Linked DNA regions of Homo sapiens: region 1 is linked to region 2. The links are chromatin loops, found by intact Hi-C in ENCODE. Cell type or tissue: PC-3. All regions are shown on one strand. Each heading gives the region's core, and the rest is flanking DNA. Links, peaks and the distances in the headings are about the cores only.

Region 1 (15,163 bases), core at 3,248-11,247, 200 kb before region 2:
CTAATTTTATGTTTTTTGTAGAGATGGTGTCTCACTATGTCACCCAGGCTGGTCTCGAACTCCTGGGCTCAAGTGATCCTCCTGCCTCACCTTCACAAAGTGCTGGGGATTACAGGCATGAGCCACCACACTTGGCTATCAGTATTTTAAATTTGCTCATTTAATTTGATAAACAAAATGGTATTTCATTAGTAAATCATTACAGTATATTATGATTCAACATGAAGAAAAGCCCAGTTGGAATTGTTTTGGAGTTTCTGTGAGTGTAAGTTCTCTTAATTTATCATCCCATCTGAGAATGGTTTCTAGATAAGGTAGGTAACAGATATGTCAAGCAAACCAGACAAGGCAAGGCCAAGTAGCCAAAGGCACCAGCTCCCATGGGTCTTGTTCCACACACCAAAAGTAACAGAAGCAGAAGGGGATAGATGAGTATAACCTTTAGCTATGCCTGGCGAGATGTCAGAGCCCTGGCACCTGTGAGTGGTCGACTTGTGGGTTGGGAAAAAGAATTTACTGACAATAGTATAGGTTTGAAAAAGGAAAGTTTATTAGAAGGGAAGAACACTGCGAAAGGATGCAGTGAGGCGCCTCAGCAAGAGGACTGAGTGCGCTATGGTGGGTTTTCCTTAGGAGCATTCATAGACCTTAAGGCGGGAGCTTAGGGTTGTAAAACGAGTTTCAGCACAGCATTCCAGAGATGTATAGAAAATTTTGTTACTTATAAAAGTTGAAAGAGGCCTGGAATCACATGCCAGTTTGAGATATTAGGGAAGTTTGTTTACTTCTAAATTCCTAGATAAGGAGTTTTGCCTCCGGATGGCCTGTCAGATGGTCATCAGGTGGTCTTTGCTCCCTTTTAAATTGCTCAGATAAGAAGTTTTTGTCTCCGGGGCCTGCTCAATGGTAAGGAGGTGATTTTCACTTTCCTCAAGTTACTCTTCCTCTCACTGTCTATGTGAGTAATGAACTACCTGAATCTAAAAGGGGCTATTGTCAGCTTTCCTGGCTGAATCAGTCAGGCCTTGACGTTGGCCTGACCTTGCCTTGTGTTTTTGGCAAATTAAGGAGGAGGGCAAAGAAAAATGTAGAGACAAAATTAGCCGTGAGTGATGGCACGTAGTCCCAGCTACTTGGGAGGCTGAGTGGGGAGGACGTCTTGAGCCCAGGAGTTCAAGGCTGCAATGAGCTATGATAGCACGCCACAGTACTCCAGCCTGGGCAAGAGCGAGACCCTGCCTCAGAAAGGAAGAGAAAAGAGAAACGTAGAGAAAATTTATTTGATTGGACAATGAGTTGGAACATAGACATGGTATTCATATAAAATATCAATGCAAAATATCTCAAAGTGGCAAGGCTAACTTTTTGTGATTCCTTGGTGGGGATTTGTGAGTTTTACACCCCAAAGGGAAAATGAACCATGATTTATCTTTTCCCCACAGGCTGTGCTGGCTGGTATTATTCTGAGCAACGTCATTCCCTACCTTGAAACCATTTCTAACCTACCCAGCCTGTGGAGGCAGGACCAATATGACTGTGTGAGTGTAGATGCCCTGGCTGAGGAAGGGGAGGGCAGAGGGAGGTTGGAGAGAGGGAGAAAGAACAAACAAAAGAGATCTGCCATGGACCTAAAGAACACAAACAACTCTTTGATGCCTAGTACTCCAGTTTTGCTTTAAAAAGGAGAGTCAAGGTTGTTGGTACATGAAAACACGAAGACCTCATTCCAACTATGCAAAATTAAATGAAAAGGATTAAGTGGCTACAGTTACATCCAAATCTAGCAAAAAGGGTTTGTCATTCATCGCATATTTGGATAACTTTTTTTTTTTTTTTTTGAGACGGAGTCTCACTCTGTTGCCCAGGCTGGAGTGCAGTGGCGTGATCTCAGCCCACTGCAACCTCCGCCTCCCGGGTTCAAGTGATTCTCCTGCCTCAGCCTCCCGAGTAGCTGGGACTGCAGGAGCCCACCACCATGCCCGGCTAATTTTTGTATTTTTAGTAGAGACAGGGTTTCACTATATTGACCAGGCTGGTCTCAAACTCCTAACCTTGTGATCCACGTGCCTCAGCCTCCCAAAGTGCTGGGATTACAGGCGTGAGCCACTGCACCCAGCCTTGAATGACTTTTAATCCAGTTAATGTAAATACATTTCAGGATAGGAGTCTCCAATCCCAATAAGGGAAGGTGGTGTCTTGTCAGGCAGAATAACTGCTGGAGCACACTCCTCTCTGGAGCACAAAACCGGAGGTCAGAAAGGGGAAACAGCAAGAAATAAAAGGTGGAGGATAGAATGTGATGAGAGGAGGACCCAGGAGAGGCAAAGAAATATGAAAGGGGATAACTTTTGGAGCCAGATCCCTGAGGAGCTAAGAGGGGACGGGTCCACTGCACAGATAGTTTCTATTCCAGGAGGAGGCATAACACTTCCAAAGGGACGGAAGAGAATGAGGAAACATTGAGTATAGACACTGACAAGTGGCAGGTGGTGAGGAAAATATATATTTAAGGAATTTCAGCTGACTTTTCTTCTGTGAAGATGAAGTAATGGAGAAGGTGCTGGGGTAGGGGCCTGAAAAGGATGGTAAAGATTTGCAACAACTCTTATACATCTTAAAATAGCAACTACCATTTGGTGAGTATTCTAGTTGGCTTTGCAAATGGTATTCCTAATCTCAACAAAGCCTATAAGGTAGACATTATTACTATTTTGCACATGAGGAAATTGAAGTTTTGAGAGAGATTTGAAGACAGAGGCGACCAGGGATGCATAAAAGAATTGCTAGGCATCCTGGAGGGCCCCATTGTTTGTCATGGCACCAGTCCATGTGGCTATGGAATATTTCCCTAAAGCCCAGGTGTAGTAAGGGAGAGGGTGAAGGTGAGTTGAGAAACAGGACTGATCATTTTCTCAGTTGAACTTGTTTTCATGATCATTTTCCCCTCATTCCCTTTTCCATAAGGCTCTTTGGATGATGACATTCTCATCTTCAATTTTCCTGGGACTGGACATTGGACTAATTATCTCAGTAGTTTCTGCTTTCTTCATCACCACTGTTCGTTCACACAGGTACTTTGTCTCAGGTAATAGGAGGTTAACAAGGCAAGGTAAGCCAACTCTGACCTAAAGGCAAGTGCATTTCCTTTCAGAGCTAAGATTCTTCTCCTGGGTCAAATCCCTAACACCAACATTTATAGAAGCATCAATGATTATCGGGAGGTAAGAATCCAAATGGGTCCCATTTCTCTGCCTAAGGGATAGAGTGGGCCCCACCTCATGCTTAGTTTTTCTACAAAATCCCTTGCCATTGTTTCCTGCACTGCAGATACACATTTACAAAGGAGGGGGATGTGATGTACACTGGTAGAGATGGGTTCTTTGTTTTTATTTTTTTTTTTGGAGACAGAGTCTTGCTCTGTCACCCAAGCTGGACAGTACAGTGCAGTGGCTTGATCTTGGCTTACTGCAACCTCCACCTGCCAGGTTCAAGCAATTCTCCTGCCTCAGCCTCCCCAGTAGCTGGGATTACAGGCGTGCCCCATCATACCTGGCTAATTTTTTGTATTTTAGTAAAGACAGGGTCTCACCATGTTGCCCAGGCTGGTCTTGGACTCCTGAGCTCAGTCAATCTGCTTGCCTCAGCCTTCTAGAGTGCTAGGATTACAGGCATGACTCAACACACCCAGCCAAGACGGGTTCTTAAGTAGCTAAATTCTTATAGTATTGCAGCCAGTTAAAGATCATTTGTAAATGTACTTTAAGGAGAGTTTGGCCAAGAAAAAGGAAATGAAGGGAGAAAGAAGACAGCAGGAAAAGCAGAGGGTGAAAATGGGAGGAAATAATTTTCTAGTTCTTGTCTCTAATAAAGAAGAATACAGGCTGGGTGTGTTGGCTCACACCTGTAATTCCAGCACTTTGGGAGGCCAGGCATTTGAGACCAGCGTGGCCAACATGGTGAAACCCCGTATCTACTAAAAATACAAAAATTAGCAGGGCGTGATGGCAGGTGCCTGTAATCCCAGCTACTCAAGAGGCTGAGGCAGGAGAATTGCTTGAACCCGAGAGGCGGAGGTTGCAGTGAGCCAAGATCGCGCCATTGCACTCCAGCCTGGGCAACAGAGTGAGACTCTGTCTCAAAAAAAATAAAAAAATAAAAAAGAAGAATACAGACTCTCTAGGAGCTTCTAAGGATATATTATTCTTATTCCATAAAATAACTGAGAAATTTCCCTCAACTTCACATTTTGTCTTGCAGATCATCACCATTCCTGGGGTGAAAATCTTCCAGTGCTGCAGCTCAATTACATTTGTAAATGTTTACTACCTAAAGCATAAGCTGTTAAAAGAGGTATCTGCCCTCCTGCCCGCCTTTCTCAACCTGCCCACTCCCCGCCACTGGCATCTCTCTCCCACTCTTTCACCTTCTGTTCCACCATTCTTCCTCTGGATGAGACCTCTCATGTCTTTCAGGTTGATATGGTAAAGGTGCCTCTTAAAGAAGAAGAAATTTTCAGCTTGTTTAATTCAAGTGACACCAATCTACAAGGAGGAAAGATTTGCAGGTGTTTCTGCAACTGTGATGATCTGGAGCCGCTGCCCAGGGTTAGAAATGCCTTTTCTTTCCTATGTTTTTCTCCATATTTTATAAACAAGTACACTAGTCATTTCTTAAAAAAAAAATCAAAACCTCTAAGGGATTTTGACTTTTAGATGGACCATGAAGAATTCAGAAATTAAGATACAAGGTTCCTCTCACCTTGGAGGCTTGACTGAAAAAAAAAAGGCACAAGATTCCCCCTTGAGGTTCAGGTTTTCACAAGAAAGTAGGTGGGAAGTGTTCTGACTTCTACTGGTTGAACAGTGACCAGAGAACAGTTTGCCTGTTGAGACTGTAATTCTGTAGTTGCACCTATTTCCCTGGCTCTTAGCGGCCAAGCTTTAGATTTCTGAAAATAAGTGACTTAAAGATTGTTTTCTGATTCCAACTAGGGCAAGGTCAAGGTTGCTGGGCTTCTCAAGGATCTGCCAGGGTCTCCTGATGTCTTCCTATGGCCAAGAAAATGATGATGGGAGATGGGGGAAAGGAGCGGGGAGGATGAGCACAGGCCGCTATTTCAGATGGGAATTTTACAGCATTTGGAGGTTATTTTTACTGATGAGAATTACAAAGTGTTCATTATTTCCAAACTGGACTTGATCTAAGTAGTCCCTTCCCCCAGAGCAGGATTGCTCATTTCTAGCTTTTGGGTCTTTCGGCAATCACCTAGTCTACAGCACTCACTCTGGAGGGGCAGCTCTCTCTATACACAAAGATTTACATCCTCCCCCGCAACACACACACACAAATGCCTCCACCCGCCATGCAGGTGCTTGCAAAACCCTGAGCATCCACTCTTGTTCCCATACATTCTAATGGAGCATAGGTTCCACTGAGCTACTGAGAAGGGGTTTCACCATGTTGGCCAGGCTAGTCTCGAACTCCTGACCTCAGGCAATCCACCTGCCTCAGTCTCCCAAAGTGCTGGGATTACAGGGGTGAGCACCATACCTGGCTTGTTTTTTTCTTTCATAATAGTGGTATATCTTAAGATTGACAAAATAGCATAGTGAATCATGCAATATAGCATATAGCTGTCTTTTAAATTGTATGTTTAGATTCTAACAGCCCCAAGTAGCTGGGATTACAGGTACATGCCACCATGCCTGGCTAATTTTGTATTTTTAGTAGAGATCGGGGTTTCACCATATTGGTCAGGCTGGTCTCGAACTCAAGACCTCAGGTGATCCACCTGCCTTAGCCTCCCAAAGTGCTGGGATTACAGGCGTGAGCCACCACACCCAGCTAGATTCTAACAGCTCTTAAGACATCAAGTAAGGGGAGATTGGCATGAGCTCAAAAGTCAGAAAAACTTTGTGGTAGCATCAGCCTGTGCTGGGAAATTTATGAGAGAATTTTAGATTGAAGTTGGGTAGGAAAAAAGAGGATTCCCAGTCCATGGACAGGCTTCGACAAAGACACCAAGGTAGAAATAAACGTGGGGCTCTTAGGATAGAGGCTTAGCCTGGGAAGTAAGGTCAGGCAGATAACACATGAGGGGATTGTAAGAAAGATAAGAACGTAGAGTAGATGGAGGAGAGAAAAGAAGGATCTCGGATGGCCAGGCGCAGTGGCTTACGCCCGTAATCCCAAAACTTTGGGAGGCCGAGGCAGGCGGATCACCTGGGGTCAGGAGTTCGAAACTAGCCTGGCCAACATGGTGAAACCCTGTCTCTACTAAAAATACAAAATTAGCCCAGCATAGTGGCTCATGCCTGTAATCCCAGCTACTCGGGAGGCTGAGGCAGGAGAATCGCTTGAACCCAGGAGGCGGAAGTTCAGTGAGCCAGAATCTGTGCCACTGCACTCTAGCCTGGGCAACAAGAGCAAAACTCCATCTCAAAAAAAAAAAAAAAAAGGTGGCTCTCAGAGAATTCCCTCTGCCTAGAGGAGCTCACATCTCCCTGCCACTGAGCCAACCCTGGCCTGTTCCCCAAATGCCTGGCCCCAGTGACCTCAAGCCTTGGGAACAGCTCTCTCCTTTGAACTGCAAACTGCAGCATTATCATCTATCCACACCACTTTTCTTTTCTTTTCTGCTATACAATATATACTACCTCATATTGTTTTTAGCTTTAAATTTTTAAAATTTATTTCACAAGCAACATTGTTAGAATAACATTAAAAAAAAAAATAGAAACATCACCCAGAATTACACCACTCTAGCAAAGGAATTCTTCTCATTATTCCTTGTGCTTTATAGTTCTCATCCATATATATTCTTACTTATCCTTTTTATTTTGAGACGGAGTTTCACTCTTGTTACCGGGGCTGGAGTGGGATGGTGCGACCTTGGCTCACCACAAACTCTGCTTCCTGGGTTCAAGCAATTTTCCTGCCTCAGCCTCCCGAGTAGCTGAGATTACAGGCATTTACCACCCTGTCTGGCTAATTTTGTATTTTTAGTAGAGACGTGGTTTCTCCATGTTGGTCAGGCTGGTCTTGAACTCCCAACCTCAGGTGATCTGCCTGTCTCGGCCTCCCACAGTGCTAGGATTACAGGCGTGAGGCACACCCCCAGCTTTTGTTTTTTTTTTTTTCTTTTGAGATGGAGTTTTGCTCTTATTGCCCAGGCTGGAGTGCAATGGCACAATTTCAACTCCCTGCAACTTCTGCCTTCTGGGTTCAAGCGATTCTCCTGCCTCAGCCTCCTAAGTAGCTGGGATTACAGGCATGCACCACCACACCTGGCTAACTTTGTATTTTTAGTAGAGATGGAATTTCGCCATGTTGGTCAGGCTGGTCTCGAACTCCTGACCTCAGATGATCCACCCACCTCAGCCTCCCAAAGTTCTGGGATTACAGGTGTGAGCCACCATGCCTGGCCTTACTTATCCCTTCAATGAACGTGTGCACACTGCCAGGTAGAGTCTGGTTCCTGTAAATGCAGAGTCCACATTTGCATCCTGCACATCATTGTGTTCCTGGTCCTTGTTACTGTCCTTAAGCTATAGCAGGCAGTCTGGGCCTTTAGGAGGTTGACAGCAGTGGTAAAGACAGCCTTGCTCATGTAATTTTTTTTTTTTTTTTTTTTTTGGACATAAGGTCTTGCTCTGTTGCTCAATCTGGAGTGTGGTGGTGTGGTCACAGCTCACTGCAGCCTCAACCTCCCAGCTTCAAGCGATCCTCTCACCTCAGCCTCCTGAGTACCTGGGACAATAGGCGTGTGCCAGCTTTTTTTGGGGAGGGGGCAGGGGGGCACGACAGGGTCTCACTGTGTCACCCAGGCTGGAGTGTGCACTGGTGCAATCTTGGCTCACTGCAACCTTCATCTCCCAGGCTCAAGCAATCCTCCCACCTCAGCCTCCCCAGTAGGTGGGGCTACAGGCTCACTGACACGCCCAGCTATTTTTATTCTTATTTATTTTTTATTGTTTTGTATTTTTTGTAGAGACAGATTTTTGCCATGTTGCCCAGGCTGGTTTCAAACTGCTGAGCTCAAGGGATCCACCTGCTTTGACCTTCCAAAGTGCTAGAATTATAGGCATGAGCCACTGCACCCAGCCTTCAAGTGCTTTTTGTCTTAAGGAAGTCTGAAAGGAGACTGTTGCACTGATGAAGGAAGAGGGTGCTGAGACAAGGGACTGATGGGAAAAAAATACTTCACACAAAGTATTAGTAGGCACTGGAGACTAACTAGGACCCAAGCATGAGGAAAAGGAGTAAAAGATGTTTTAAGTCTGGCTCACTGGGACAGTGATGAACATCAGAAGTTGGGAGGGGGGTGTCGTGGGTGGTGAAGATGAGGAAAGATGACTGTGGGGGCTTCAGTTGTGAGCTTGAAGTGACAGATATCCAAGTAAAAAATGCACAGTACCTACTCTCGGGAGAAGTTTCATGAGAGAGGGACATGAGCTGGCAGAGACAAGAAATAGCATCGTTGCAAGTCCTTCCGGCCCTTGTTGGTGTCTTACCACAGCCCTCCCTTAACTCTGTCGTCCCAGATTCTTTACACAGAGCGATTTGAAAATAAACTGGATCCCGAAGCATCCTCCATTAACCTGATTCACTGCTCACATTTTGAGAGCATGAACACAAGCCAAACTGCATCCGAAGACCAAGTGCCATACACAGTATCGTCCGTGTCTCAGAAAAATCAAGGGCAACAGTATGAGGAGGTGGAGGAAGTTTGGCTTCCTAATAACTCATCAAGAAACAGCTCACCAGGACTGCCTGATGTGGCGGAAAGCCAGGGGAGGAGATCACTCATCCCTTACTCAGATGCGTCTCTACTGCCCAGTGTCCACACCATCATCCTGGATTTCTCCATGGTACACTACGTGGATTCACGGGGGTTAGTCGTATTAAGACAGGTAAGTACTGAGGAGGCCTTGGCAGGAGCTCTGATCCCCCTCCTACCATCCCAACCCCACCCTGATCCTGATTGAATTCTGTTAGTCACTGATCAGCTGCTATGAGACTGCTAGGCCACCAGAGCCTTGGACACCAAAGGCAGTACAATATAAGGTCAATCAAAATAAAAAGAGAATGAACCAATTCTTTTTTCTTTTTTCTTTTTTGAGATGGAGCCTCACTCTGTTGCCCAGGCTGGAGTGCAGTGGCACAATCTTGGCTCACTGCAACCTCCACCTCCCAGGTTCAAGAGATTCTCCTGCCTCAGCCTCCTGAATAGCTGGAACTACAGGCATGTGTCACTACGCCCTGCTAATTTTTGTATTTTTGGTAGAGACGGGGTTTCACCATGTTGGCCAGGTTGGTCTCAAACTGCTAACCTCAAGTGATCCGCGCACCTCGGCCTACCAAAGCTCTGGGATTACAGGCGTGAGCCACCATGCCCAGCCTAAAATGAACCAATTCTGATGTATTGAGCTGCGGTTGGTTTGGTAAGCATAAAACATTATTATTTCTCAAGAAATGAAAAACAGGACACTCTGAACTTCACTGAAACAGCAATCTGTGCCACGCCCAGTAACTCCCAGAACATCCTGGGAGTCAGCTGCAAATCTCTTCAAGGAATAGGTCTGAATGCTTCAGAAAAAAAGCAGCTCACCAGGAATTCTCCACAGTTCAGCTGATCTGAGCCAGCACTGTAAAAGGCACTGGGCTGTCTTGTACTCCAGTTTGAAGACGTTGGGATGAAATGACACCTCAAACTTGGGGCTGGCTGTCCAGTACCTGCAGGGTCTTCCCCACTTCCTTCCTCACTGACACATCATCAGGTGAAAAGGACAAGGATGATTTTCCCTTCAAAAGCTGTGTCCCCGGGTCCTGACTTCTTTTCTACTCTTGGGTTTCTCTAACAGTTCTCTTTTGTCTTCCTCCTATATGGTACAGACAGTTTAAGTGCACAGCTAACCATATTGATGTCATTGTTTAATGCCTCATAAGTATAATATTCCTTTTTAGCCAGCTTATCCCAGTTTACAGCACTCTGTCTCCCTCTTGGTGATGGCTCAGGTTTGAACATCCTGAACACTCATGGTGTTTGAGTGCTTCTTTTGAGATTTGCACACCTCTTTTGAGATTTGTGCCTTTGGATGGTTTTCCTTCTTTTATCCTCAGAACCTATTTTGTCATATTTTCTTACTCCTAAGGGAATACGACTGCCTCTTAAGTGAGTCCAGCTTCTCTTTGGTCTGGGGCAAAAGGAAGCTTTTCATAGCAGAAAGAACTCTGGTTTGCAGTCTGGGATGTATGCTCTGTCTTGGCTCACTGTCCTTCTGACCCGAGGCAAGTTACTAAATTGAACTGGGTCTCCGTTTCCTAATCTACAAAATGAGAGGTTTGGAAGAGATTAAGAGCTTTCCCATCCATGAGATCCTTTTATTTTTCAACACCACTTTCTGACTCAATTATACTTTGAAAATCTGTTGTTATTTGGGCTTTTCCATCTTATTCTACTGGGCTATGTTCTCCCCTCCTGGTCCTGGGCTGTAGTTGTTACTTTAGATTTTATTCAGCCCACGTTGCTGAGTGTCTACTACGTGCCAGACTGAGCTGGGCACATGTATATACACTATCTCATGTAATTTTCACAACTGCCTTGAGAGACAGGCCATACTTTCCCCTAAGAGTCTGAGGCTCACAGCTCATAAGTGGCCTGTCCAGCATTGAAACTTTTAAGTATCTGACTTTATATCATACTTTCTCTCTGTTCCATGGTATAGTTGTGCCATTGTCTCCCTTGCTCCTCCTCTTTTTGTAGAGGCACCATATGTTCTGGTCCTTGGCAGCACCCACCCACACCTGGCCCATGTTGATGACTTTCTGTTCCATCCCCAACATGGAGACAATGTCAGACGCCTTTCACTTTCAGCCTTCAGAGATTCATGGTGTACTTTTGCACTCTAAAAATACAGGTTTCTTCATTTCCTTTGTAGTTGTGTATACTGCCTCCTTATTGGAAGAAATCATTCTATTTACTTTATAATTGAAAACTGGAACCTAAGAAAAATCCATCAGTCCATTTTTTTTTTTTTTTTTTTTTTTTGAGACAGCATCTTGCTGTGTCGCCCAGGCTGGAGTGCAGTGGCATGATCTCGGCTCACTGCAATCTCCACCTCCCGGGTTCAAGTGATTCTTCTGCCTCAGTCTCCTGAGTAGCTGGGACTACAGGCGCACACCACCACACCCGCATAATTTTTGTATTTTTAGTAGAGACGGGGTTTCACCATATTGGCCAGGCTTGTCTCGAACTTCTGACCTCGTGATCTGCTTGCCTCAGCCTCCCAAAGTGCTGGGATTACAGGCATGAGCCACCGCGCTCAGCCTACCCATCAGTCCATTCTTATTGGAGACAGCCACTCAGATTAAACTTCTTCCTAATTCATGGGACTTTCCTTTTCCAGCACTTGTCATTTAGAGTCTGTTGTGGCCCTTTGCCAAATGACTTTGTGATTTGCCATATGATCAAGAATGACTTCATTTCCTCTTGGTAGTGAAAGAAGCAGAGTTCGTTTCTTTTGACACTTTAACTTAGTGCTCAGGGTTGGTGTCTACTTAGTCTTAAGTATTAAAGTCGATATTGATTTGCTTTGAAGTGAACTTCAAGATTTATTGCCCCACAGTGTATATATTGGCTGAAGCAAACTTGAGGACAGTAGCTGATGTTTACTTATCTGATAGTAAACATCTGATGTTTTACTAAAATCAAATGCAACTTTGCAAGGCAGCTCTGAATGTGACCCTCAGGGTTTCTGAATTCCGTTCCCTACTGCATCACTTGAGCGTCTCTGAGCCACATCTTGCTTCCTCTGCTCAGTAAACTCCAGGGGGAAGTGGGGGTCTCATGCAAACACTAGGCCATCATGCCAAAATATGGTTGTTTGAGATGATTCTCCAGAGTGTTTGCCTCACACCTGTGCCTGTCTCTATGCTAGGGCTTTCCTCCTGCAGACGTCCTGTCTTGATATATACTGTTTATCCCCTTGAGACTATGGGCAGCTCTCCCTCCTGCTCCCCACCCTCACATGACACGGTCTGATTCTCTTTTGCATTCCCAGCACTGTAGATGTTTTCCGGCATAGAGAACTCCACTCATCAAATGTTTGTAGAGCTGAATTGGGATGCAAGGTACATATACCCCCAGACAAGTGAAGGGCCAAAGGGGTTTTAAAACTCGGCTAATTGGCTGGGTGCAGTGGCCCACGCCTGTAATCCCAGCATTTTGGGACGTCGAGGCAGGCAGATCACGAAGTCAGGAGTTTGAGACCAGCCTGGCCAATATGGTGAAACCCTGTCTCTATTAAAAATACAAAAATTAGCCAGGCGTGTGGTATGCACCTGTAGTCTCAGCTACTTGGGAGGCTGAGGTGGACAAATCACTTGAACCTGGGAGGCGGAGGTTGCAGTGAGCCGAGATCATGCCACTGCACTCCATCTGGGTGACAGAGTGAGACTCTGTCACAAAAAACCAAAACAAAACAAGACAAAAACTTAGCTAATTAGAAGGCCTTTCCTAGCAAGTATAAAGCCTTCTGATACTGGTTTTCTCTCCCCCCACAGATATGCAATGCCTTTCAAAACGCCAACATTTTGATACTCATTGCAGGGTGTCACTGTGAGTATCCTTCACCCTATGAGAGGGCTGTTTTGCACCCTGGGTCCTCTGCTCCCCAAGTATCTGACATTGTGTGTGTTCTGGGTTTGGTTTTTAGCTTCCATAGTCAGGGCATTTGAGAGGAATGATTTCTTTGACGCTGGCATCACCAAGACCCAGCTGTTCCTCAGCGTTCACGACGCCGTGCTGTTTGCCTTGTCAAGGAAGGTCATAGGCTCCTCTGAGTTAAGCATCGATGAATCCGAGACAGTGATACGGGAAACCTACTCAGAAACAGACAAGGTCAGACAAACCGACAAAGCATGAGGTTGGGGGAAGGGATTGAGGGCAGTGGGGGGATGGGTGAGGGGTGGTTGGGGGCTGGGAGTCAGGATTCCTGATCAGATAGAGGAATAATGTCCAGGAAAGGTATTTAGTATGGCTGTACCAGAATCTGGGATGTTGAAATGCACCCTTACCACTTGGTAAATAGCAGTGGATCTGAGCAGCCAAGTGCCCTCACTGTCATGGCATCAGGGTTCCATTCAAGAAATTTCCCTAACTGAAGAGAGGGTTTGCCCAACCCAGCACAGACCTCAAGGATCCTTCTACAGCATTCTTGGTTAGTGTCTATTACCAGTTGCTAAATATTCTAAATGTCTCCCCTAGCTATACCTTTAGAATTCCTCCCCACCCCACCCACTCTTGGGATGAATAATAATACTAATGAACTAGCAGAGATTCAGATCTATAATCTTGTCTAATACCTCAGCTTTATTACCTTTACATTGTTGTGGTATGAGATTTACTCAAGCTGACCAAATGCAAAGGAGAATAATATATAAGTCTGAATTTTCAGCCTTTTATTAATACTGAGACCTGGCTGAGTGCGATGGCTCACGCCTGTAATCCTAGCACCTTGGGAGGCCGAGGCAGGTAGATCATGAGATCAGGAGTTCGAGACCATCCTAGCCAACATGGTGAAACTCCTTCTCTACTAGAACTACAAAAATTAGCCAGGCATGGTGGCGGGCACCTGTAGTCCCAGTTGCTTGGGAGGCTGAGGCAGAATTGCTTGAACCCGGGAGGCAGAGGTTGCAGTGAGCTGAGATCACGCCACTGCACTCCAGCCTGGGCGACAGAGTGAGACTCTGTCTAAAAAAAAAAAAATACTGAGACCTGGGCCTACTTTAGCATTTTCAAATCAGTACCTGTGTAGGTTAAAGGTTTCCAAAAACAAAAAAAGGAAATTAAAACAGATGGGCACTAAAATATTATCTAATATTATCTAATGACTAGAAATCATTATTAAACAAAGCCTAGTTGATGAAATGAGACACCACATCTGAAACAGTTAAGACCGTACAACGGGCGGGCGAGATGGCTCACGCCTGTAATCCCAGCACTTTGGGAGGCCAAGGCAGGCGAATCACTAGGTCAGGAGATCGAGACCATCCTGGTGAAACCCCATCTCTACTAAAAATACAAAAAAATTAGCCGGGCGTGGTGGCACGCGCCTGTAGTCCCAGCTACTTGGGAGGCTGAGGCAGGAGAATCGCTTGAACCCAGGAGGCAGAGGTTGCAGTGAGCCGAGATCGCGCCACTGCACTCCAGACTGGGCGACGGAGTGAGACTCTAAAAAAAAAAACAAAAAAACACACACACACACAACTAGTTAACTGGTAGTTAATAAAAAAACAACTAGTTAACTAGTAGTTAATAATTAGTAATGACTAACTAATTGGTTTGAATTATGCAGTCTGCTTTTACTATAAATGGAAGTTTCTCTATTTTTTAATTTATAATTATGATACTCGATATATTTGTTTTTACATATTTAGTCATATCTATTAATGTTTCCTTTTCTTATTATATTTACTTTTTATTTAGAAAGTCATTCCCTCTTAGAAGGTAAATAAGACACATTTTCTAGATTTTTATGTTTTTATTTTTTATATGTTATACTCTTTAATGTAAATAGAATGTATTTCAGTATACAGGTATTGAAGGGTAATCTTTATTTTTTTTTTATTTTTGAGACAGTCTCATTCTGTCACCCAGGCTGGAGTGCAATGGCATGGTCTCGGCTCACTGCAACCTCTGCCTCCTGGGTTCAAGCGATTCTCCTGCCTCAGCCTTCCAGGTAGCTGGGACTACAGGCGCCCGCCACCACACCTGGATAATTTTTATATTTTTAGTAGAGACAGGGTTTCACTATGTAGGCCAGGCTGGTCTTGAACTCCTGACCTCATGATCTACCCGCCCCAGCCTCCCAAAGTGCTGGGATTACAGGCATGAGCCACTGCACTCAGGCTTAATCTTTATTTTTTATCTATGTAGCTAACTATTTTGGGCTATATGCCATCTATCTTAGTTCATTAGTGCTACTATAACAAAATATCTGAGACTGGGTAATTTGTAAATAATAGATATTTATTTCTCACAGTTCTGAATGCGAGAAGTCCAAGATCAAGGTCCTGGCAGTTTCAGTGTCTGCTGAGGGCTTCTTCCATCTTCTCTCAGCAGCATCCCCACATGGCAGAAGGTGGAAGGACAAAAGGGTTT
Region 2 (15,163 bases), core at 1,295-9,294:
TGCAGTGGCACAATCTCGGCTCACTGTAAGCTCTGCCTCCTGGGTTCACGCCATTCTCCTTCCTCAGCCTCCCAAGTAGCTGGGACTACAGGCGCCTGCCACCATGCCTGGCTAATTTTTTGTATTTTTAAGTAGAGACGGGGTTTCACCGTGTTAACCAGGATGGTTTTGATTTCCTGACCTCGTGATCTGCCCACCTCAGCCTTCTAAAGTGCTGGGATTACAGGCGTGAGCCACTGCACCTGGCCTGGAATTCTTTTCTTGAGACAAAATCTCACTCTATCACCCAGGCTGGAGTGCAGTTGTGTGATCTTGGCTTACTGCAACCTCCACCTCCCGGGTTCAAGCGATTCTCCCACCTCAGCCTCCTGAGTAGCTGGGACTACAAGTGTGCACCACCACGCCCGGTTAATTTTTTTTGTATTTTTAGTAGAGACGGGGTTTCACCATATTGGCCAGGCTTGCCTTGAACTCCTGACATCAAGTGATCCACCCTCTTTGGCCTCCCAAAGTGCTGGGATTACAGGTGTGAGCCATTGTGCCCAGCCCATTTGCCCATTTTTTAAATCAAATTGTTTGTTTTTTGTTTTTTGTGGGGTTTTTTTGGTTTGTTTTTGTTTTTGTTTTTTTGCTGTAGAGATGATTGAGTTCCTTGTATATACGGGATATTAATCCCCTGTTAAATGAGTACTTTGCAAATATTTTCTCCCATTCTGTAGGTTGTCTTTTCACTCTGTTGTTTTCTTTGTGGTGTAGAAGCTGGTTTTGTTTTGCTTTGTTTTGTTTTTGAGACGGAGCCTTGCTCTGTCACCCAGGCTGGAGTGCAGTGGCGTAATCTCAGTTTACTGCAACCTCTGCCTCCTGGGATCAAGCGATTCTCCTGCCTCAGCCTCCCAAGTAGCTGGGATTACAGGCACACATCACCACACCTGGCTAATTTTTGTATTTTTAGTAGAGACGGGGTTTCACCATGTTGGTCAGGCTGGTCTCGAACTCGTGACCTCATGGTCTGCCTGCCTCGGTCTCCCAAAGTGCTGGGATTACAGGTGTGAACCACTGTGCCTGACCTGTTTTATTTAATCCCACTTGTTTATTTTCCCTTCTGTTTCCTGTTCTTTTGAGGTCTTATTCATAAAATATTTTCCCAGACCAATGTCCTGAAGTGTTTCCCCTATGTTTTCTTCTAGTTGTTTTATAGTTTCAGGTCTTCCATTTAGATCTTTGATCCATTTTGAGTTGATTTTTTTTTTTTTCTTTTTTGAGACGGAGTTTCACTCTTGTTGCCCAGGCTAGAGTGCAATGGTGCGATCTCAGCTCACCGTAACCTCTGCCTCCTGGGTTCAAGTGATTCTCCTGCCTCAGCCTCCTGAGTAGCTGGGATTACAGGCATGTGCCACCATACCTGGCTAATTTCATATTTTTAGTAGAGACAGGGTTTCTGCATGTTGGTCAGGCTGGTCTCAAACTCCCAACCTCAGGTGCTCCGTCCGCCTCGGCCTCCCAAAGTGCTGGGATTACAGGCATGAGCCATCGTGCCTGACCTAAGTTGATTTTTATATAGGATGAAAGGTGGGGGTTTCATTCTTCTACATTTGAATATCCAGTTTTCTCAGCACCATCTATTGAAGAGATGGTCCTTTCCTCAATGAGTGTTCTTGGCACCTTTATCAAAAACCAATTGGCTGGCCAGGTGCAGTGGCTCACACCTATAATCCCAGCAGTTTGGGAGGCTAAGGCAAGAGGATCGCTTGAGCTCAGGAGCTTGAGACCAGCTGGGCAACATAGTGAGACCCTACCTCCATTAAAAAAAAAAAAATTAGCCAAGCATGGTGGTCACACCTGTAGATACTACTACTTGGGACTAAGGCAGGAGGATCGCTTGATCCCAGGAGTTTGAGGCTGCAGTGAGCCATAATTGCACCACTGCACTCCAGCCTAGGTGACAGAGTGAGACCCTGTCTCAAAAACAAAACAGTTGGCTGTAGATACATGAATTAATTTCTGGTGTCTCTATTTGGTTCCATTGGTTTACATGTCTGTTTTTATGCCAGTACTATGCTGTTACTATGGCTTTGTAGTATATTTTGAAGTCTGGTAATGTGATACCTTCAATTTTGTTCTTTTTGCTCAGGACACTTTGGTTATTCGGGGTCTTTTGTGATTCTATGCAAATGTTAGGGTTTTTCTATTTCTGTGAAGAGTGTCAGTGGTATTTTGATAATTGCATGGAATCTGTAGATTGCTTTGGGTAGTGATATGGTATGGCTCTGTGTCCCCCCTCAAATCTCATCTCAAATTGTAATCCCCACGTGTCAAAAGAGGGACCTGGTAGGAGGTGATTGGATCATGGGGACAGGTTCCCCCATGCTGTTCTGGTGCTATTGAGTGAGTTCTCACGAGATCCGATGGTTTAAAAGTGTAGCACATCCCCCTCGCTCTCTCTCTCCTGCCGCCTTGTGAAGGAGGTGCTCACTTCTCTTTTACCTTCCGTTATGATTCTAAGTTTCCCAAGGCCTCCCCAGCCATGCAGAACTGTGAGTCAATTAAACCTCTTTTCTTTATAAATTACTCAGTCTCGGCTGGGCGTGGTGGCTCACGCCTGTAATCCCAGCACTTTGGGAGGTCGAGACGGGTGGATCATGAGGTCAGGAGATCAAGACCATCCTGGCCAACATGGTGAAACCCCGTCTCTACTAAAATGCAAAAAAATTAGCCAGACATGGTGGCGGGCGCCTGTGGTCCCAGCTACTCGGGAGGCTGAGGAGCGTACCCAGGAGGTGGAAGTTGCAGTGAGCCAAGATCGTGTCACTGCACTCCAGCCTGGCAACAGAGCAAGACTCTGTCAAATAAATAAATAAATAAATAAATAAATAAGTCTCAGGTAGTTCTTTATAACAATGTGAAAATGAACTAATACAGGTAGCATGGAGCGTGCCTTCTAATTCCACAAGTTACACTCCCACCTATGCCTAAGAGTCCTGTCTCTATGCTCCTTAACTACAAAATCTCTATTCCATGGCCTCTTTGTCTCCTAGACTCATATTTGACTCCAACATCCCCCAGAATACAAGTATCCAGGGTGATATGCGAATGGAGAGATTCCACAGTAAGAGTTAGATTCCCTTTGTCATCCTGCCTCACCCCTACTGACAGGGCTGTACCAGACACAGTGGCCCACATTTCCAGCTCTTACAAACAACAAAAATTTGCCAACCGTGTCCTGAGAGGATGTCACTGATGCTCAGCAGTTAGCTTTGATGGTTTCCAGTGTTAGCAGACAGGATACATTACACAGTGCCTCCTCCCCACTTTCCAGTGATGTGGCCTGGAGTATCTTCGGCCTTGGGGAATCTTCCCCCAGATTCCACCCATGGGTCAAATTTTAGGAATCAGCTCACTCCCTTAGAAGCAGCTGTGATTCTCATGCTTGTCCTGATAGTCTGGACCTTCTGGTGCTCTCTGTAGAAACAAGGAAACATCAGGAGATTTAATCCCACTTCAGGAACTCAGCTCTCTTTCTCTCTGTCTTCATTTCCTCTTCTCACTGCATCTCAAAAAATACATAAACTTTTTTTTGTTGTTTATTTTTGGGCTTTTTTTTGAGACACAGTTTCACTCTGTCACCCAGGCTGGAGTGCAGTGGAACGATCTCAGCTCACTGCAACCTCTGGGCTCAAGTGATTCTCCTGCCTCAGCCCCCCAAGTAGCTGGGACTACAAATGCGCGCCATCATGCCTGGCTAATTTTTGTATTTTTAGTAGAGATGGGGTTTCCCCATGTTGGCCGGGCTGGTCTTGAACTCCTGACCTCAAGTTATCTGCCCGCCTCGGCCTCCCAAAGTGCTGGGATTACAGACGTGAGCCACAACGCCCGGCCAAAGTAGGCATCACTTTGTTTGTTTGTTTGTTTGTTTGTTTGTGACAGAATCTCACTCTGTCTCCCCAGCTAGAGTGCAGTGGCACAATCATGGCTTACCGCAGCCTCGACCTCCTGGCTCAACCCATCCTCCTACCTCAGCCTCCCTAGTAGCTGGGATTACAGGCGTGTGCCATCATGCCTGGCTAATTTTTCTCTCTTTTTTCTTTTTTTTTTTTTTTTGGTAGAGGTGGGGTTTTGCCATGTTTCCAGGCTATTCTCAAACTCCTGAGCTCAAGCAATCTGCCCACCTCAGCCTCCCAAAGTGCTGGGATTACAGGCATGAGCCACTGTCCCTGGCCATCACTTAGTTTTGACTGTAGGACTCCTTGGCCCAGCTCATGGGAAAGAACATTCTAAGGTGGCAATGACTGAGCAACTCGGGGGCAATAAGGGGATTTTGAGGAAAGGAAGACATTGGAGAGGAAAGGGGGCCTCCCAGGCTGGGGTTTTGGTTTATTCTTGGGCTCAGGGGGAGCAGGTGTTGTAGAGGGGGAAGCTCCCTCCATGCCCTTCCTGCTTCTCTCAAAGGAATCCATGTCATGTTCCAGGACACACAGATGGCCATAGTTACTTGTGGGGAGGAGTCACAGTCATTAAAGGCTCACACTGGAATGTAGCATTGAGTATTCTTCTTCCCATCCTTGAGTGGAAGAAGAGAACTGACCCAGTGCCTGGACCCTTGGAACAATCACCTGTTGTATTGATTACCTTCTTGCATAAACGAATTCCCCCAAAGTTTAGTGGCTGTATTAGTCTGTTCTCACACTGCTATAAAGAACTACCTGAGATGGTAATTTATGAAGAAAAGAGGTTTGTCGATTCACACTTCCACAGCCTGTACAGGAAGCATGGCTGAGGCATCAGGAAACTTACAATCATGGCGGAAGGCAAAGGGGAAGCAGGCGCATCTTACCATGGCAGAGAGAGCAGAGGGGGAAGTGTCGCACACTTTTAAACCATCGGATCTCATTGAGAACTCAGTCACTTTCATGAGAACAGCAAGCGGGGATCTGCCCCCATGATCCAATCACCTCCCACCAGGTCCCTCCCCCAACATTGGGAATTACAGTTCGACAGGAGGTTTGGGTGGGGACACACAGCCAAACCATATCAGTGGCTTAACTCATTATTTTTTATCTCATGGTTTCTGTGTGTCAGGAATCTATCACAGCTTAGCCATGTAGTCTGGCTCTGAGTTTCTCACACTGGCTGCGGTTGCAGTCATCTTCAGTTTCCACTGGGGGGTGCATTTGCTTCCAGGCTTATTCGAGAGGTTGTTGGCAGGTTTTGGGTCCTTACAAGCTGTTGGATTGACAACTTTGGCTCTGCAGAGTCTGTTGGCCTGGGTCCTTCCCGGGTTCCTTACCATGTAGGCCTGTCTACAAGGAAGCTCACAACTTGGCAGCTGCCTTTATCAGCATGAGCATGTGAAAGGGCAAGAGAGAATGGGAACAAGAGGAATCACAGTCTTTTGTAATTTAATTTCAAAAGTAACATGCGGCCCGGGCGCAGTGGCTCACGCCTGTAATCCCAACACTTTGGGAGGCCGATGCAGGCGGATCACCAGAGATCAGAAGTTCGAGACCAGCCTGGCCAACATAGCAAAACCTCGTCTCTATTAAAAATTTAAAAAAATTAGCTGGGCATGGTGGCAGGCACCTGTAATCCCAGCTACTTGGGAGGCTGAGGCAGGAGAATTGCTTGAACCTCGGAGGCGGAGGTTGCAGTGAGCTGAGATTGTGCCACTGCACTTCAGCCTGGTCGACAGAGCGAGACTCCATCTCAAAAAAAAAAGAAAAAAGGAACATGCTCTCACTTTGCCATATTCTAGATTAGAAGCAAATTACTAGGTCCAGCTCAGATTCAAGGGCAGCAAATTAAACAGGACATATTTAAGAAGTGGGGGTCACTGGGATAGTTTTAGAAGGCTGCCTACCACATTTGCCATTTATTATTATCAGAGATGTATAAAGGTTGTATTTGATGATGATAAAAAAAATTCCTGTTTCATAAAAATGAAACCAATCTCGGCCGGGCGTGGTGGCTCATGCCTGTAATCCCAGCACTTTGGGAGCCCAAGGTGGGCGGATCACAAGGTCAGGAGATCGAGACCATCCTGGCTAATACAGTGAAACCCCGTCTCTACTAAAAATACAAAAAATTAGCTGGGCATTGTGGCGGGCGCCTGTAGTGCCAGCTACTCGGAGGCTGAGGCAGGAGAATGGCGTGAAATCAGGGAGGCAGAGCTTGCAGTGAGCCGAGATCGTGCCACTCCAGCCTGGGTGACAGAGTGAGACTCCGTCTCAAAACAAAAAACAAAAAACAAAAAAAGAAATGGGGGTCTTGCATGGTGGCTCACGCCTGTAATCCCAACACTTTGGGAGGCCAAGGCAGGTGGATCACCTGAGGTCAGGTCAGGGGTTCGAGACCAGCCTGGCCAACATGGTGAAACCCCCGTCTCTACTAAAAATACCAAAAATTAGCCAGGCGTAGTGGTGGGCGCTTGTAATCCCAGCTACTCAGGAGGCTGAGACACAAGAGAATTGCTTGAACACGAGAGGCGGAGGTTGCGGTGAGCCCAGATCGCGCTGTTGCACTCCAGGCTGGGCAACAAGAGTGAAACTCCTTCTCAAAAAAAAAAAGAAAAGAAAAGAAATGGGGGTCTTGCTATGTTGCCCAGGTTGGTCTGGAACTCCTGGCCTCAAGTGATCCCCCTGCCTGTCCTCCCAAAGCACTGGGATTACAGGTACCCGGCCCCTGCTTTAAGTTTTAAGACACACCTGGGGACTCCAGCCAAGTTTTGCTTGAGAACCCTGTGTTGAGGTCCTACTGGAAGCCATGCAGTGGGGCTGGAGTTCCCTTTGTGTCTGTCTCTCATACATCTCCTTCAGGTAATCAGTTAGAGAAGTAACTGGCCATCTGCCTGGCCAAAATCATCTACCAGCACCCTACCCCATCACAATCCCATCAGAGGGAAACTCTGATTGGTTTCCCTTCCTGTAAAGTCCAACTATCCCAACCTGGAGAGCTCTTCTCTCTCCTCTCTGGAGATCCAATTCAAGCCACTCCTCTTCTCTGAAACCTTAGAATTAAATGAGAAGATGAGAAGAGATGTTTCTTTGTAAATAGAATTGCCTGAGGGTCAAAGAGGCCTGTAGTTGAGAAAACAAGCTAAACAGCTGGAAAAAAAGACAGAGGGAAAGGATGGAGTGTCAACTACTGGTTATAAAATTTCTCTTCTTCTTGGCAGGGATTGTCTCTGTGGGGATACAGATGCATCTAGCTGCTGAGCACACAGTAGGTGTCCAATTAGTCTTTGTTGACAGTGTCCCTGTAGTGGTTTTTAAATGCTCACACATTCCTTGATATTCTTCCCTTTAATAGGTAGAGCCTAACTGCCTTCCTTTGAATGGGGGCTAGACTGACTTCTAATGAATAGAATGTGGCAGAAGTGACAGTGTATGACTTCTGAGGTGAGGTCAGAAAAGGCATTGCAGCGTCTGCTCTGTTCTCTCCTGGACGATTTACTATAAGGGAAGCCAGCTGCTATGTCATGAAGACTCTCAAACACCCCTGTGGAGATGCCCACGTGTAGAAAGACTGAGGCCTCCTGCCAACAGCTGGCACCAACTTGTCAGTCCCATAAGTGCGCTGTCTTGGAAGGGGATCCTCCAGCCCCAGTCAAGCCTTCAAATAACAACAGTCCTTGGCAAAAGCGTGACTGTAACCACAGCTTGACTGAGCCAGAACCACCCAGTCAAGATGCTCTCAAATTCCTGTGAGAAGTAACATATGTTTATTGATATTTAAATGACTAAGAGGAAGGGAGCTGGAGAGACATTTTGGGAGGAAGAGGTTTTTGCTTCCTGGTTCTAGTGTGCTTGATTGACAGGCTCCTGCTCTGCAAACAGCTTTCAGTGCCCAGTTCCCAGAGTAACCAGCAACACCCAGTGGCTAGCAGCTTCTCCTGGCACTGTCCACCTTGGGCTGTAGTGTAAGCAGAATACCTCCAACTTCTGCCTCACATACCACCTGCGTGCATGTGGCTTCTGCCGCATCAGGCTCCTGCAGCACCCACAGGTACTCCAGTGCCGCCTCCCACAGCACATGAAGGCCAGCAGCACCCAGTGGGAAGCAGCTTCCCCTGCACACCCCACTCAGTTAGTTCTGTAGTCGAAAGTCTCTGGTTCCACACCTCCTTGGGAAAGAGCTTTCCCTGGCATCCTAGAGGGCATATTTCTGGCAAGTTCCACTGGCATGACAGTACAGTGACTTTTCTGCCACCTAGTGAGCTGTGGGCTGTGCTCTACTCAACAAGGTCTGGATCTCAGCCCTGGGTGGGGAGAGGGTATCTCTTTCTTGGGTGCTGTATCTTGGGAGGTAGGGGCTGCTCCTCATGTCAGCTATTCATTATTCCATAGGGTTCTCATAACTCCTTACTAAACAATTCTTTGTTACTCCAATCCCCTGTTTTAATAATCATATTAAAATTTCCTGTTAAATTACTGTGAGGTTTCTCTCTTGATCAGACCCAAGCTGATACACAAGTTTTCTCATAATTTGTTACATGGCAGCAGATAATACACCACTCCCATCTGATCTTCCCACTGCCAATTCCTTTCATTACCATCAGCCAATTGCCATTATCATGTGCCTGCCCTGAGCAGGCTCTTCCTTCAAGGTTTTTTTTGTTTTTGTTTCTGTTTTTGTTTTTTTTGAGATGGTGTCTGGCTCTGTCGCCCAGGCTGGCATGCAGTGGCGCGATCTCCGCTCACTGCAAGCTCTGCCTACTGGGTTCACACCATTCTCCTGCCTCAGCCTCCCGAGTAGCTTGGGACTATAGGCGCCCGCCACCACATCCAGCTAATTTTTTGTATTTTATTTTTAGTAGAGATGGGGTTTCACCACGTTAGCCAGGATGGTCTCCATCTCCTGAACTCGTGATCCGCCCGTCTCGGCCTCCCAAAGTGCAGGGCATGAGCCACCACGCCCGGCTCTTCAAGGCTTTGGTAAGCAGTCAGATATGTCCTACTGCAGGCAGGCCAGGCACAGTGACTCAAACCTATAAACCCAGCACTTTGTGAGGCCGAGGCAGGCAGATCGCTTGAGGTCAGGAGTTCGAGACCAGCCTGGCCAACATGGCGAAACTTGGTCTCTACTAAAAATACAAAATTTAGCCAGGCATGATGGTGCGTGTCCATAATCCCAGCTACTCGGGAGGCTGAGGCAGGAGAATCGCTTGAACCTGGGAGGCAGAGGTTGCAGTGAGCCAAGATCGTGCCACTGCACTCCAGCCTGGACAATAGAGCAAGACTCCGTCTCAAAAAAAAAATTAGCTGGGCATGGTGGTGGGCACCTATAATCCTAGTTACTCAGGAGGCTGAGGCAGGAGAATCTCCTGAACCTGGGGATGCAGAGGTTGCAGTGAACCAAGATCATGCCACTGCACTCCAGCCTAGGCGACAGAGTGAGACTCCATCTCAAAAGAAAAAAACCACAAAGAACAAAAAACATATGTCCTACTGCAAAAAAGAATAAAAGAACAAGGTATATAAGATTCAAGCTTTAATTTGCCAAATGCCAAGTGAGAGGTTCAGATGAGAAGTGCTGCAGGGTGCACCAGAGGCTAGTATGCTTGAAAAAAGATCTAGGCTGCAGTGGGACGTCAACTTTGATGACACTAGAAGGCACAACCCAGTTGGAAGAAGAGGGAAGGCCATTCTAGCATTCTAGGCAGCAGGAAAGTTGTATCAAAAGTAAGCCAGGTGCGGTGGCTCATGCCTGTAATCCCAGCACTCTGGAGGCCGAGGTGGGCAGATCACCTGAGGTCGGGAGTTTGAGACCATCCTGGGCAACATGGAAAAACCCCGTCTCTACTAAAAATACAAAATTAGCCAGGCATGGTGGTGGCGCATGCCTGTAATCCCAGCTACTTGGGAGACTGAGGCAGGAGAATCGCTTGAACCCAGGAGGTGGAGGTTGCGGTGAGCCGAGATATCGCGCCCTTGCACTCCAACCTGGGCAACGAGCAAAACTCCGTCTCAAAAAAAGGAAAAAAAAAAAATGTTTGGAGGCATCTTCTCTTTATAATAGTAATTTAAAGAAAAAAAAAGAAAACATGTTTGGAGCAAGAGTACACATGGTATGATTAGGGCAGCAATGACTAGTTTGCTCCAGTTTGGCTGGAGCAGAGATGTGGCACAGTAGGCTTGTGGCAGGCAAGAGGATCACACTGTGAAGAGCCTTGAATGCAAAGCTAATTCATTTGGTTTCGTCATGTAAAAAAGGGGTCCAGTGACCACATCTTTGAGGACAAAACTCAACCTTTTGCTGAGAATACATTTATACCTGTCAGATCACGTGACTTTGCTTTGATGCCGAGAAAGATTTCACCATGGCAATGGGGAGCCCCTGAAGGTTTTTGAGAATGGTGCCATGTGTGATTATAAAATTAGCCTGGAGTGCGTAGGGCTGGAGAGGATGGAAACCAGGAGGAGGAAAAGTCAGGCCCAGTGTGGTGGCTCACACCTGTAATCCCAACACTTTGGGAGGCTGAGGAAGGTGGATTGCTTGAGCTCAGGAGTTTGAGACCAGCCTGGGAAACATGCAAAACCTCGTCTTTACAAAAAAAATACAAAAGATTAGCTGGGCGCGGTGGCACACTCCTGTAGTCCCAGCTACCCAAGGAGGCTGACGTGGAAGGACCACGTGAGCCTGGGAGGTCGAGGCTGCAGTGAGCTGTGTTTGCTCCACTGCACTTTAGCCTGGGAGACAGAGTGAGACCCTGTCTCAAAAAAAAAAAAAAAGAAAGAAAGAAAGAAGTAGGCAAGTCCTGATGTGGAGGACAGGGCAGTAGCAGTGGAAATGGGGGAACTAGGTGGATGTGGTGGGGAGGAGAATTTGAAAGTGATGCCCAACACCTTGTTGGTGACATGGGCACACATGGAGCTGGTCGAAAGGAAACGTCGGCATTTGACAAGTTCCACTGGGGTGGCTGCAGTGTATTCAGCAGCAAGAAGGAGCAGCCTCAGGCCTGAACTCAGGAGGGAAACAAGGGATGCTGATTCAGATCTGGTAGTGACTGCCCACTCATTCTGGGAGACAGTGACGGGGTTGGCCTCTCTATAGGCTCTGGCTCTTTCTCATCAGCCCATCCTCATCAAGAAACACCCTCCCTCTTCCACCTGAGTGATATGACCTTGGGCCAGGGATTAAGTGGGGACAGATTTCCTTTAAGTACTTCAGTCCTAAACTGGCCTCTAAAATCCAGAAGCATCAAGATCCTCCTCAGTTTCCATAGGTTTGGGCTTAGAATCCATGACCCACTCTTACGGGGCTTGGACCGAAGAATGTGAGGGCAAAAGAAAAGCTCAGTAGTAGGAGGTTCTAATCCTATTTCTGCCCTAGACCAGTCATGTGACCTTGAGCAAGTCACTTTTCCATTTTGGGTTTGTTTTCCTTTCAGGAAAATGCCAGGGTTGGTCCTGGACGAGACTAGTTTTCAAATCCTGCTTCTGAAGAACACCGGGAGCCCGTGGCTGGACCAGGTTCTTTGTCCTAGATCGAGCAGTCTCAGGCTGGGAATAGCTCCAACATTAGGTTTCTCTCCCGTAGCATTTTCTTAAACCGTTAGCAATCCTTACTGTTTCCCAGCAAGGATTCACAGATAAAACAGTGAATGAGGGCTGGGCGTGGTGGCTCACACCTGTAACCCTAGCACTTTGGGAGGCCAAGGTGGGGGGATCACGAGGTCAGGAGATCGAGACCATCCTGGCCAACATGGTGAAACCCCTTCTCTACTAAAAAATACAAAAAATTAGCTGGGTGTTGTGGCGCGCTCCTGTAGTCCCAGCTACTCGGGAGGCTGAGGCAGGAGAATTGCTTGAACCCGGGAGGCAGAGGATGCAGTGAGCTGAGATTGTACCACTGTACTCCAGCCTGGCGACAGAGCGAGACTCCGTCTCAAAAAAACAAAAAAAACAATGAAGGAACAACTGGGAAACGCAAATGAATGGGGAATTGGAAAATGGATGACCATATTTGGTTTGACAGTCTTCTTGTTTCTGGAAACTTCATGGTTATGGTGTTATATTACTCACACCATTGTTCTGGTTTCCAAAGCTAAGTTTCAATGACTTTTCAGCACGCTTCATAGAGGACTCTAGGACTCCCCAGTGCCCATAACCTGAAGAGACTGGAGAAATGCTGGAGGCAACACTCTCCAAGGACCTCCCCAGTGATGATCTTTTGTTTTCTCAGTGATGATTTCTTTTTTTTTTTGAGATGGAGTCTCGCACCTCTGTCTCTGAGGCTGGAGTGCAATAGCGTGATCTCAGCTCACCGCAACCTCTGCCTCCCGGGTTCAAGCAATTCTCCTGCCTCAGCTTCCCAAGTAGCTGGGATTACAGGTGCCCGCCACCACATCTGGCTAGTTTTGTATTTTTAGTAGAGACGGGGTTTCTCCGTGTTGGTCAGGCTGGTCTCGAACTCCCGACCTCGGGTGATCCTCCCGCCTCAGCCTCCCAAAGTGCTGGGATTACAGGCGTGAGCCACTCTGCCCGGCTTTCTCAGTGATGATTTCATAGCTCCTCAGAGCCCATCTTTGAGGAATGCATGCAGAACACTGTGGCTTACGTTCGTTAACTCATATAATCCCCCTTTCATTTTCCCAACAGCGTCATGAAATCAGTACTATTATTATATGCATTTTATAGATGAGGGGCCTGAAGCTCAAATAGGGTTAACTGCTCCCCTGAGGTCACACAGTAAGTGACAGAGCTGGGACTGGAAGCGAGCACTCTGATTCCAGAGCTCCCTTTCTGACCCAGTATGCCTGCAGATCTCTGTCATTCATGCTGTCACCAAGGATCAACAGTTCTTCCTTGGACACGTGGAAAGAATGATCTTCCTCATCCCCTTTGGCTAATGAGATGTGAGCAGAAGTGATGACATTTATCACTACCACATTCCCTGTCCTTCTGTAATAGTTGTAGAAACACAATGAGGAAGCCTCCCTCAACCTGGGTCTCTGTGTGAGGATGTTGTGGAGTAGAGGCCTGCCCTTCCACCCCCACCGCTGATCTGCAATGGGCATGCAGTGTAAACAAGAATTAACATTTGCCATGTTTTTTTTTTCTTGAGACGGAGTCTCGCTTTGTCGCCCAGGCTGGAGTGCAGTGGCGCAATCTCGGTTCACTGCAAGCTCCGCCTCCTGGGTTCACGCCATTCTCCTGCCTCAGCCTCCTGAGTAGCTGGGACTACAGGCGCCTGCTACCACGCCCGGCTAATTTTTTGTATTTTTAGTAGAGACGGGATTTCACCGTTTTAGCCAGGATGGTCTCGATCTCCTGACCTCGTGATCTGCCCGCCTCGGCCTCCCAAAGTGCTAGGATTACAGGCGTGAGCCACCGCGCCTGGCCCCCTTTGCCATGTTTAAGCCACTGAGGTGTGAGTGTTGTTACTGTGGGATAGCCTGGCCCATCCTAACTAATCTAATGCTATACTGCGTCCTGTTGATTATCTTTGGCTTCAATCCCCAAGCCTGCCTTCTTCCAACCCCCTGAAAGCAATGGCTCCACATTGATTTGAAAAGCAGCAAGAGCCAGCCTGGCCAACATGCCGAACCCCACCTCTACTAAAAATACAAAAATTAGCTGGGCGTGGTGGCGGGCGCCTGTAGTCCCAGCTACTCGGGAGGCTGAGGCAAGAGAATGGCGTGAACCAGGGAGGCGCAGGTTGCAGTGAGCCAAGATTGTGCCATTGCACTCCAGCCTAGGCAACAGAGCAAGACTCCATCTCAAAAAAAAAAAAAGAAAGAAAAGCAGCAAGAGAAGAGGGGAGCTAGTCCCCCAAACATAGAAGTGGGGATGTGTTTTGAGAGATAAGCCCATGCTGTACCACACTCTGGAGCAGAGGTTATGCTGAATGAAATCTCCACCCAGCCCTGGAAGGCCACCAACAGACATTCGAGCTTCAAGAAACTTCAAGTTTCTCTCCTATACTCATTTATTGGCTCTCCTTAATTTTATTCCGTGTTTTTAAAGTAGGAACGACTGGGCTGGCAGGAGGAGGGCCGGGCTCTCAAGTCCTGGGGATACTGCAGGCTGACAATGACCTTGCAGGCCTGGATCTGAACATCTTCCTCAGGGTGGATGACCAGGGCAAGTAGTCGGTCTGCCAGTCGGGACTCTTCCCCAAAGAGGGATTCATGCAGGGACTGTTCGTTGTAATGCCATTTCACCACGTGGTAGTGGGGTGCGTTCCGGCCCTCACTCAGCCGCTCAGCAAACACCAGTACCTCATACAGGAGACTCCCTGACTGTGTGGGCTGGAACAGGTTTAGGAAGTTGGAGTGAACCTGTGATGGGAATAGAGAAAGAATGGGAATAAACTCCTAGGCAAGTTACAAAATTCTTGTTCTTGTATATTCCTATTGCCTAAACTCCCAAATATACCTAAATTTCAGACTCGAGTATATAGTAATTTTTTAGTTTTTCTTTTATTATTATCCTCTAATTTAATTGCCTTGTGATCATAAAACATGAGTGATATGATAATATTCATTCTGGAAATTTTGTTGAGACAAATTTTAAGGCTTAGTGTGTGACTAATTTTCTTAAGTATTGTGTGTGTGCTTGAGAGGACTGTGCATTTAATCCTTGTAGACTGTTCTGAGTATGTCTAATGGCTCAAGCTTATTTGTGTTATTCACTAAGAGTATATCCTCACTAATTTTGGCTTTTTAATCTATCAGTTGCTGCAAGAATGGTTAAAATATTCCAAATCTCCCACTGTAGTGGTATATTTGTTAATTTCTCCTTTCAATTTTTGTCGTATATATTTTGAGACTATGTTATTAGGTGCATACAAGTTTAGAGTTGCCCTACTGTTCTGGTGAACTGAACCACTGATTATCACAGAGTAACCTTTTCTATCCCTAATAATGCTCTTTGCCATAGTAATTTCCCCCCAATATTAAAATACCTACATTAACTTTTGTTTTGTCTCCTGTGTTCCTAACTCTCAGAGTTCAGGAAATGCCTCAAAGGGGGATCCCCCTCCCAATAAAATGGAGTCTCCTTCTACTGGGGGGAACAGAAGAGGCATGATTTTCAGTGCATTTAGTGCAGAGGCAGGAAGATACTAAAACAATTCATCAGGGGTAAATCTGTCTGGAGATGCCATGATTCTTCCCTCCCCCTATACCTGAGTTGGCATTCATCAGCCCCTCTTCAATTTCTTTCTC

The links. Peaks named below come from ENCODE experiments on the same cell type or tissue, not always from the same donor. Only the 100,000 strongest peaks of a DNase experiment are listed, where the experiment ranks them.
Region 1: it touches region 2 in a loop (5-fold over the local background); 4 of 110 quality-filtered maps call a loop at or near these places.

What each region holds. Positions count from the first base shown.
Region 1 is chr6:35,948,901-35,964,063 of GRCh38, reverse strand. It overlaps SLC26A8 (solute carrier family 26 member 8), which reads left to right. Exons shown (of 20, transcript NM_052961.4): 12 at 1,443-1,538; 13 at 2,965-3,071; 14 at 3,152-3,221; 15 at 4,258-4,350; 16 at 4,473-4,604; 17 at 8,544-8,912; 18 at 12,565-12,619; 19 at 12,717-12,901. Among named protein-coding and RNA genes, the nearest start is that of SRPK1, 35 kb to the right of the region's middle. In PC-3, for the core only: a CTCF peak has its summit at 7,923 (motif pointing right); a DNase peak (open chromatin) is centred at 8,803; H3K4me3 peaks cover 656 bases; H3K27ac peaks cover 644 bases.
Region 2 is chr6:35,747,650-35,762,812 of GRCh38, reverse strand. ARMC12 (armadillo repeat containing 12) reads right to left here. Exons shown (of 6, transcript NM_001286574.2): 6 at 13,734-14,275. The coding sequence ends at 13,943. Among named protein-coding and RNA genes, the nearest start is that of ARMC12, 18 kb to the right of the region's middle. RefSeq lists an enhancer at 6,996-7,585 and a silencer at 15,141-15,163. In PC-3, for the core only: CTCF peaks have their summits at 5,158, 7,917 and 8,175 (motif pointing left); a DNase peak (open chromatin) is centred at 7,752; H3K27ac peaks cover 368 bases; H3K27me3 peaks cover 448 bases.